3 separate regions of the Mus musculus genome follow, and regions 2 and 3 are each linked to region 1. Evidence: chromatin contacts called from ENCODE Hi-C or POLR2A ChIA-PET data. All regions are on one chromosome and are shown on one strand. Each heading gives the region's core, a stretch centred on a gene start or an enhancer-like site at or near the end of the contact. The rest is flanking DNA. Distances are from core to core; before and after follow the strand shown.

The links. Hi-C counts contacts between places; a loop is a spot of excess contacts on that map. ChIA-PET counts read pairs that join two places held with the same protein, here RNA polymerase II (POLR2A).
Region 2: a loop to region 1 is called in a map of heart, with 2.4 times the contacts of the local background. The contact joins the enhancer-like site here to the promoter of Col6a3 in region 1. A Hi-C loop is called at or near these places in 1 of 37 maps with a recorded cell type or tissue (heart). POLR2A ChIA-PET finds 5 or more read pairs at or near these places in 1 of 5 experiments (Patski).
Region 3: a loop to region 1 is called in a map of left cerebral cortex, with 2.2 times the contacts of the local background. The contact joins the promoter of Prlh here to the promoter of Col6a3 in region 1. A Hi-C loop is called at or near these places in 7 of 37 maps with a recorded cell type or tissue (Patski, T-helper 17 cell, gastrocnemius and 1 more).

The regions. Positions count from the first base shown.
Region 1 is chr1:90,842,688-90,846,314 of GRCm38, forward strand. It overlaps Col6a3 (collagen, type VI, alpha 3), which reads right to left and starts at 1,284. Exons shown (of 44, transcript NM_001243008.1): 1 at 1,059-1,284.
Region 2 is chr1:90,773,910-90,777,165 of GRCm38, forward strand. It overlaps Col6a3 (collagen, type VI, alpha 3), which reads right to left. Exons shown (of 44, transcript NM_001243008.1): 40 at 1,622-2,376. Among named protein-coding and RNA genes, the nearest start is that of Gm41918, 12 kb to the left of the region's middle. Within about 2 kb of position 1,737, at least 1 of the 3 ENCODE cell types and tissues checked has a DNase peak (open chromatin) inside an H3K27ac peak, as active enhancers do.
Region 3 is chr1:90,951,198-90,954,376 of GRCm38, forward strand. Prlh (prolactin releasing hormone) reads left to right here and starts at 1,911. Exons shown (of 2, transcript NM_001101647.1): 1 at 1,911-2,007; 2 at 2,652-2,815. The coding sequence starts at 1,911. The coding sequence ends at 2,815.

The DNA of each region.
Region 1 (3,627 bases), core at 34-2,533:
CTCTGAGACTCTGGGGTTTTCATCTGGAGTCAGCTCGGGGTAGGGAGAGAAATGACTTCTCTAGGGTGTAGTGTGCCCACTGGTGCTCATACAACTTGTTCTTGAAGTCCACACCAGTCCCTAAGTTTGCCTGGGCTTTTGTGAAATTCATTTTTCTTAGCCTTTCTCCAGTACTCCAATGAACCCTTCCCATTGGCCCCACCCTTGCATTGATCCCATGGTAGCTTGAAATAGATCCCCAAATGGGCTGGCAACCATCCAGGAACTCTCTTCCATCCTCAGTGAGAGAGGGCCTGAACCCCACCCAGCATCCTCATGGCCAGGGAATAGCCCTTGGGCCTCCCAACTTGGCACAGGCCTCTCATCTGGACAACCCACGGCAGCCCAGTCCCGAGCTTTGCCTTATCCACTGGGGAAGTTGCTCTAGTATCACATTGCGCATGCTTTAGGCCTGCAGTTCCCTTAAGCATCCTCAAAGGACAAATCCTACAACAGTGACTTCAGATACCTAAAATGATGAAGCAGCAGCCTTGATGGCCATGGCTAAGCAGCTCCGGCCCAGCCCTGCAACTGGCACCAGTATCTCTCCAAACTCGGAAGACAGCAGTTTGCCTGACCAGCCTCTCTGCACTTAAGAGTATACCCCTACCCATGACCCTTGGAGAACCCAAAGAGATGAGCTCTCTCTGGGGTCCACTCTGCAGGTTGCCCTATGCTCCCATCAGATGCCTCTGCAAACAAAGCAGCTGGTCTGGGGAAGGAGAAGCGACTTTTAACAAGCCAGCTGGAGGAGAGCACCAGTCAGAAGTGCATAGCATGCAGGCAGGGACACACAGGACACTCCCCGCAGCAGCAAACCTAGACACAATCGGACAATCCGTGACCTTCAGCAGGTTAAAGAAACCCTTGTGCCACAAAGGAAAGAAAGAGCAGCAGACTCCTAAAGTATGTCCAGAAAACTGAGTGACGGGGTGATCGTAAGAGCCACTAACTCACTTCTGATTGAAGTGTTTCCCTCATGCCACAGAGGAAACGAATAAGCAAAAACTCACACTTACCCTGAGCGGACCTGAAGACGCGTGTCCCTGGGCTTCTAAACTCAATCACGCTTCACCAGGATGCATAGTGTTCTCTCTTGCTAAGTCTCCTTTTCTTCCTGCAACCCTTCTCCACCAAGGAACAGAGGATCCAGGATCAGAAGACACAGTCTCCTCTTGCAATCCTCGCTGGAAGCTGGAGCCTAGAGAACTGAGCAGCCTTTGGGGAAAGGCTGAACTCCAAACTGGACAGGGTCCAGGGGTACAGTCAGGGCTTCCTCCTGCTCCTCCTCTCGCTCCCGCCTCTCTCTCCCTCCTCCCCTGCCTTCTTCTCCTCCTCCTTCTCCTTCCTTCCTCCAAACCCCTCTTCTCCCCTCCCTGCCATAGGACAGACCCAAACTGTAAATGAAAACCAGACCTGGGGCTCTGTTGCTTCTGGCCTGCTCTGCAAGCTGATGTCACCTATGAAGGCCGTCTTTGCCTTACAAGCATTTAGCTGGACTCCTGCAAACTCCAGCTCTAAGAAGGGGGGTGGGGGGAGGAAATGGACCATGAGCTAGAAGGAATTAGATTTTTCAGTCATTGGTTACTGAGGTAAGACTAAAGTGTGGTAAAGATGAGACCCGAAAGAGTCGGGGAAACAGCTTTAGCCCCATGGTTCTTGACCTTTCTAGGGCTGCGACTCTTTAATGCATGCTGTGCTGACCCCCAACCATAAAATTACTTCATTGCCACTTCATACCTGCAATTTTGCTACTGTCACGAATCATAATGTTATGAATTGGATATTCGACCCCCATCAGGGTCACAACCCACAGACTGACTGCCAGAGGCCATAAAATGTTTAATGCCTGAGCAAGAGGACCTGAGGTCTGTCCCCAAAATACACATTAGAAATTTAAAAAAAGAAAAAGCCAATGTGGTGTCAAACCATCACTGGGAAGGCAGAGAAAGGCAGATCCCTGGGTCTTACTGTCAGTGAATTTAGCTGAATCAGTAAGTACCAAATAAAGACAGAGAGAACCTATCTCAACAAGAAAGAAGGAAGGGAAGGAGGGAGAGAAGGAGAGAGGAAGGGAAAGAAGAACAGAGAAGAGGAGAGGAGAAGCGAGGAGAGGAGAGGAGAGGAGAGGAGAGGAGAGGAGAGGAGAGGAGAGGAGAGGAGAAAGATGGAGGGGCTGAAGAGATGGCTCAGTGGCTGCTCTTGCAGAGGACCTAGGTTCAGTTCCCAGTACCCACATGGGAGCTCACAACCATCTAGGTCCAGGGGATCTGACACCCCCATCAGACCTCCAAGCCCACAAGGCACATACGGTATACAGACATAAATGCAGACAAAGCACTCATACACATAAAGTAAAAAAAATTAAATAGTTTAAATGCACTTCAATAGCTACAAAAAAATTAATGAATTTGCCACTTCTACCCATCACCTTTTAGGCCAGGCCTCTGCAGGAAAAAGAATGAGTTTTGGAATTTCTCCGTGGGTATCCATGGTTTTCAACCACCATCAGAAAGAAAAACAGGAAATGCAATCTCCCCCCCTCCACCCTCACCACACCCTCCCATTTCTTCTTGAAGTTTCTGAACTGAGACCTCGCTTAATAATCTCTCTTTTCAAATATCAAACCCAGCAATTAGCGTCGTCTCCTTGGCTTGCCGCTAACCAGAGTTCTGTTTGCCAGCGCGAAAGGCAAGAGGGCAAGAGTTCTATACATAATGATCCTGATTGTGAGGTCTCCTTCTGGGCGCACACTGGGGTGGGGGCGGTTTTCTGGCTCAGACTCCTACAGAAACTCTCCAGTGGGAACACGGGTTTCTACAGAGCTTTGTACCTTTCAAAGCACTTTAAAGTACATCTCTCAAAAACCTCAAGGACCTCCCCAACCTGAAACCCTTTCATACTGGAAAGAGGGGTACACTTGGGTGCCAGAGAAGAACACGGGTTCCTGCTGTGTCCTTCTCTACTTTATTCCCTTGAGACAGGCCTCTCACTGAACCTGGAGCTCAGCTGTCAGCTGCCAAGCTTTGGCAATCCAATCCTGTCTCTATCCATCCAGCCACACACACACACACACACACACACACACACACACACACACACACACACACACACAGCTGAGGCTGCAGGTGCACACTTGGCCACACCTAGTTTCTTAAGTGGGGGCTGGGTATTCAAACCCAGGTCCTGATACTGACATACCGAGTGCATACCGAGTGCTCTCCACTCCACCATCTCTCCAGACCCCATGAGAATTTAGGTAACTTGAAATTATGCTCCTGTTTTGAAGGTGAGTAAAGTCACATCCCAAGAGGACAGGTGACACTGTTATGATACCCACTGAGTTAGTAGCAGAACTCGGGTCAGAGCCCCTACGTTTCTCACCACTCAGCCATCCAGTGGCTCACATGAAAAGTTAGATGTCACAAAACATCGGGAGCTATCTGTATTTTACTAGGAGATCCCATCGAAGCCATGTGCAGAAAGCGAGATCACTAACTCCTTCCATGTGTTACCTCCTTCTGATAGAGGGGAGACAGGAAGGCAACACCCCAGAGAGAATCTCAACCCTACATCTCCATGGCTTCC
Region 2 (3,256 bases), core at 487-2,986, 68 kb before region 1:
CAACAAGGTACATAAGTGACTACCTTCATTTTTTCTATCAAAAATCCCTTGTGAAGAAGATACTTTGAAATGTAAGCTCCAGCATGCTAGTAGGAAGTTACATGTGCAGTACAAGACCAGCTCTAGGATTGCAAACATGAAAAATCATGGTGTTGTAGGCTATGACAAGAACATACTGTCTCAGCTCTCTGTCTGCTCATAGGTAAAGATAATTCCTACTTTTTCATGAGCACATATATTCTAGATTCATCTTCATTTATAGATTATGACATTCTGTAGAATCTTCTTACATCTTCTCAGAAAAGCTAACAATTATACCCCCCTGAGTCTCATTAACTCATCCCCATCCCCCCCCCCCTCCACACACACACATAAAATCAGGAAAGTGCTTTTCTTGGGTCAGAATGAACATGCTGGTCAGCCTCTGAGGGAGAACTGAGTTTCTGAGGTGTCATTTCTCACTTTATTGAACCAACCCCTGATACTGCCACAATACTCAGTGTGAGGCCCCTTTCTGTGACCACATCCCTTTTGGAAAGAAGGAATAGATTAGCACAGGACCAGCTTTGATCTTTCTGAGTCACATTAGAAGGGGAGCAAGTTTAGTTCCAGCAAAAAAGGAAGTATGGAAGGAAGGAAGGAAGGAAGGAAGGAAGGAAGGAAGGAAGGAAGGAAGGAAGAAAGAAAGGAAGGAAGGCAGGCAGGCAGGCAAAGAAAAAAGAAAAGAAGAGAGGGAGGGAGGGAAGGAGGGAGGGAGGAAATAAGGGAAGGAGGGAGGGAGGGAGAGAGAAAAAGACTCCACTCTGCTGCCTAACCAGAACAAAATGGCAAGCTTCTCCTTTCTCTCTCACTCGGAGTCAGGAGCACTCAACGCATAGCCCACATTCTACAATGCAACCAAGGATACCTGTGGGTATGGCCCAACATAAAATCATAAGCTTACTTAAAATATTTCAAAACATTTCTTGTATGGCTCTATTACAGGGTTCTTGAGGTTGAACTTTATAGATGAGAGCATCATAGGACCTCGTCAGCTGCCCATGGATGGTGAGGCCATGGGACCCAGAGAAGAGCCTACTATGCTGCCATGTGATTTCTAAACACCTATCTTTATACCCACAGATAAGCATAGCTTTCACCCCTCATCAAAGATGCTTCTTTTTGCAGCAGAAACAATTCATCACAGTGAGAAAATTGGGAGAACAACTGACCATGGAGTGTCCTGCTCTAGTTGATAACATCTAAAACACAGCCTCTGTTCCTAAGGCTCAGGGAATACCATGGAAGATAGGGACAGAAATATTGAAGAGCCAGAGAACCAGGATGGGGCTCTACAGCAGAGAAGCTACAGCCAGGGAAGCAGGGCTGAACGTACAGGAAGCATCAGTCTTCCTCAGGACCCCAGCATCCTTGAGAGGTTGTACAAGGGAAAACTGCTTCACGATGCAGAGAAAAGCAATATGTGGACAACCCTATGTCTGGCTAGCATCTTCTAAGGTCTATTATGTAACTATGCCCACCTTGGGTCATCAGCCTACCCTGTAGACCAGCTTCCAGGGCCATGTCCTTGGAGTATTAAATGCAGGCATAAAAGATGGTGTCTCTAAGCAGGCTTTCTTACCCAAGGGCTTAGTAGTGGCTGGCTTGGTGGCAGCTGGTTTGGCCTGTTGCCTGGGGGCCTCTGGCTTGGTAGCAACTGGCCTTATGGCAGCAGCAAGGGGTCTCGTTGCTGCAGGCTTCGCTGCAGCAGGCTTCGCTGCTAATGCAGGTCTGGCTGTGGCTGTGGCTGTGTTCGTGGCCACAGGTTTGGCTGCCACAGGCTTGTTGGCAGAGGCTGGTTTCACAGCGGCTGATTTAGTAAGGACTGGCTGAGCAGGCATTGGTTGAGCAGCGGCTGGCTGAGCAGGGACTGCTGGCTTAGCAGGGACTGGCTTAGCAGCAGCTGGCTGAGGAGGGGCTGGCTGAGCAGGGACTGCTGGCTTAGCAGGGACTGGCTTAGCAGCAGCTGGCTGAGGAGGGGCTGGCTGAGCAGGGACTGCTGGCTTAGCAGGGACTGGCTTAGCAGCAGCTGGCTGAGGAGGGGCTGGCTTAGCGGGGGCTGGTCTTACAGAAGCTGTCTGGGCAGGGGCTGGCTGAACATGGACTGGCTGAGGAGGCACCAACTTAGCAGAAGCTGGCTTAGCAGGGGCTGGCCTTGCTTGGGCTGGTTTTGCGGGGTCTGGCTTAGCAAGAACTGGCTGAGCAGGGGCTGGCCTCGCTGGGGCTGGCTTAGCAGGTGGCAGGTTTACAATTGCTGTTGGTTTGGTCGTTGTCACTGGCTTCATTGTGGTCACAACTTTGGATGTAAGACTTGAATTAGCAGTATGTGGAGGGTTTCTGTTAAAAACAAATCAAACATTACCTATAGCCATACTTTTGCATGCTATAGAGTCATAACCCTATGATCTACAGGGAACTTGCTGTTTAACAGCATGAAGGTGCTGGTTTCTATAAACCTTCTATAATGTTACATATACTATAGCTCTTACTTTCAGAGTCTGCCTCTAAGAAAATATTGCACAGAATATTAAAATAGAATTATTTGAAATAATTACATTAATTATTCATAAATCTGTTACCCCATTTTCAATGGAAAAGAAAAGGTGCTAAGTAAAAGGGAAAAGAATAAATATTTAACAATGTTTTAATTTAAACAATCAACTGAGTTGTATGCAACAAAATCAGTATTATTTGCTTGCACTATCAAGTATCTACTTATTAGGTGAGGTGGGTGGCTCACACTTGTAATCCTAACACATTGGAAAGATGAGGCAGGAGAATTGCCACGAGTTTGAGACCAGCCTGGGCTACTGAGTAAGGTCTAGGCCAACATGAACTAGTCAGTAAGATCTCAAAAAGACAAAAAGAAAGGATAGAGACAGGGGAAAGGATGTATAATGTAATATAGTCCCCAACTCTGTTCATGCTTGCCACACTTCAATCTAGGCTCTGGGCATATTTGACCCATAAAATGTGGTTTAAAATGACAATGTGCTAGGCCTGGCTTATGTCTCAAGAGAACTTATATTTAGTCCTTTTCTAATGAAAACCCTCCTGATCAACTTGCAAACAAGCCCAGGCTATGCCACTGGAAGATAAGAAATCATGTAGAGCAGAGATGAATCTTCCCACTAAGACCAGGTTAGACCAGCCTGTCTGTAGCTGAGAAATTTATCATCATCAACATAAAGGAGGCTGGGAGACAGACAGACAGACA
Region 3 (3,179 bases), core at 661-3,160, 110 kb after region 1:
TCCTGCTTCACTTCCCAGAGAGCTGGGGTTACAGTCATGTACCACAATGCCAGGCTTCTGATTGTATTGTATCAATAAACTTGGTGTGTTCTCAGCCATAGACTCAGGATGAACCAGAGAAAATGTGTCTAGAGACCGTGCATGTGGATAAGCAAGCTGAGGGGACAACCAGAGTAGGAGGTACCCACCTGGGTTCAAGGGACTTCCTGGCCACAATTCCAGGAAGTCATGGCTCAGGTGGGACAAGTATTCAGAAGAGGCCATATTCTAGTTCACATTGAGAGGACGGGTGGACACGTCACTGTGGAGTCTGCCCAAAGGAGAGCGTGAAGAGGGGGCAGGGGGGGTGTTAATGTGTTTTAAAGCCACTTGGCCCAAATGAAATTATATAATTCAGGAAGGAACAAACCACGTCAGTGATGAGAGGTTTGGGTTTTTTTTTTTTTTAAGAAGGTAAAAAAAGAAAGGAAAGGAAAAAAAAGACGGAGTGTCTTGATGAGATGATGAGAGAAGAGACGTAGTGGAAACTGCAGGCTATAAGCAAAGACGCCATCTCAAGGAGGGGTCTGGGGGCGTCCTTTGCCTCCTTGTTGGCCTATAAAAGATAAGCAGGCAGGCAGACCTCACCTCACGCCCAGGCAGCCTTATCGCCACACTCAAGGGACAGAGAGAGGGTGAGTAACTTGGCAGTGCTGGAGAGGGCTGGGTGTTGCTGTGACTTCCAGCTTCTCCACAAGTGTTTTCTCTGCCAGGCTTACTGGGCAGCCAAGTGCGGGCACCAAGCAGGACAAGCAGAGAGAACTACCTGTGGTCTGTGGTCTAGGACCACACACCATTCTGGGGTCTCTGACACTCAAGGGCTGTCCATGATGGAGGGCAGGTGAAGGTGGCCCTCAGTGGGACACCTCAAGCAAAGCCCAGAAGGCACCCTCCAGAAAGGCTCAGAACTCAGGATCAGTTAGCATTCTCAGTCCCCATCACCCAGCCTGAGTGGGTGCAGTCTTTACAATGATTCATGGTGGCTCCTCCATTCCTCTAGTTAGGGTTCCCCTTCACTGTGTGGGACATCCCAGGAGGAGGAGGAGGAGAGGGTGGGCATTTAAAGAGCTCTGATGGACAGCGCTGTGTGGACAAGGAGAAGCTGGAGCGTCAAAGTCAGCTGGGGGGGGGTCTTCCTTGAGCATCTTCTAATAGGACCTGAAATGTCAGGGGTAGGAAGAAAAGGGTCCCCTGCAGGAAGTATCACAGGTGGATGCTATGTGGTAGGTCAGAACACTCCATCAGCAGGGTACCAGTTCCCATACACAGTGGCGGCAGCCTTCCCATGTCATTCAGGGGGACTCTGTGAGGAGAGGCCCATTCTGGAGTCTCAGCAAACTGAGTCTAAAGTCCTGGGTTATTGTAGAGGCTGTGAGGTGTGAGCTCTCTGGGGATGTGGGATGCTAAGTGTCCTCCATTGCCTGCCTGGCTCTCAGTGTCAGGAGATCCCAGACAAAGTGTGAGGAAAGCCTGGGCACTGAGGTTCCAATATGTTCCAACTCCTAGCTACCTCTGAGGTTGGGCAAATTGTTCTCCACCTCTGCTGACCACAAGGCTGCCCATAAATCTGCTTCCCACCAAGGCCTGGGTGTCTACCTCCCAGCTCTTGACACAGATGGACAGACAGACCCAAGGATGTCCCAAGACAGCCACCTGTGCACAGCTCACACCTCTCCCCTGATAATTGTAGCTATGTGCACTAAACATATGCATTTGCACACCTCATAGGCACGGACACGCACCACACACACACGTACATCTGTACAAACAACCTAGGGTCCCTCCTGGCTTTGTGCATACAACGTACTCTGCATCTCTACCCCCAGGCTTCAGGATCCAATCTCCAGGGCATCATCCAGGAAGCCGGAAGCATGGCACCGAGGACCTGGCTTCTGTGCTTGCTGCTGCTAGGCTTAGTCCTCCCAGGAGCTTCCAGCCGAGCCCACCAGCACTCCATGGAGACCCGCAGTGAGTGCCTGGCATATGGAGGACAGCCACTGTCACCTCCCATCCATATGCTTCCCAAATGCCTTGAGTACCCAGCCCCTGAATGGGAGGTTAGCCATCTCCTAAGCCAGTGGTTTCCAACCTTCCTAATACAGAACTTTTAATACAGATCCTTATGTTGTGGTGACCCCCAGCCAGAAAATTATTGTGATGCTGTTTTCATAGTTGTAAGTTTTGCTACTGTTATGGATCATAATGTTAATATCTGAAATGCAGGATGTCTGATATGCGCCCTTCCCCCCAAACAAAAGGGACACAACCCACAGGTTGAGAGCCTCTGGGATCTAAGCAAAAGCTACCTTACCATGCAGTCAGTTGGGAGATTGGTCCTGTTAAGATCTCCCCAGAATGGTCCTGTTTCCTGTCCTCATCATTCCCCTAACCCATCTTTGTGGGGTCCCTTAAGACTTTGGAGGATGACAGTCAGACAGGAAGAGAATACTGATCCTGGCATATGTCTAAATAAATTCCCTAAAGCCACACCACTGCCCAGATATGCCCAGCCAGTGTAATCAGGGTGGGTGCCAACATGGCCTGGTGCCCAGGTTTCCATCAGCTTAGGGGCTCCCGTGTCCCATACGCTGCTCTGACTCTTTCCTTTCCAGCCCCTGACATCAATCCTGCCTGGTACACGGGTCGTGGGATCAGGCCTGTGGGCCGCTTCGGGAGGAGGAGGGCAGCCCTGAGGGATGTCACCGGACCTGGCCTGCGGTGCCGGCTAAGCTGCTTCCCACTGGATGGAAGTGCCAAGTTCTCTCACAGCTCATGAAGACAGTGATGCTGAGCCCAAGCCCACCCTCCCTGTCCCCCCGCAGAGCCTCCTCCACCCTCCCTTTCCGGTTTTCCCTCTGATCTAATAAAAGTGCTGGCTTTGTTTATTGTACACTTGTAACTATGTGGTAACAAACCGGAAGGTGCTTTCTCTCTGGGGAGGGTAACCATGAAAGAAGCTCAGAACCCAGTAACCTCTTTGGAAAGAAGAGGCTCCCACCTGCCCCCAATAGAACAACTGAGATCGCTCATTACCAGGCCCCACAGAGGTTGTCCTGGTCCCTTAAGACCCTGCAGTGGGGGAAGGGAATGTTGATTCAGTGTTCCTATAAATTCCTGTTCCCCAAAACCACATCACTGCC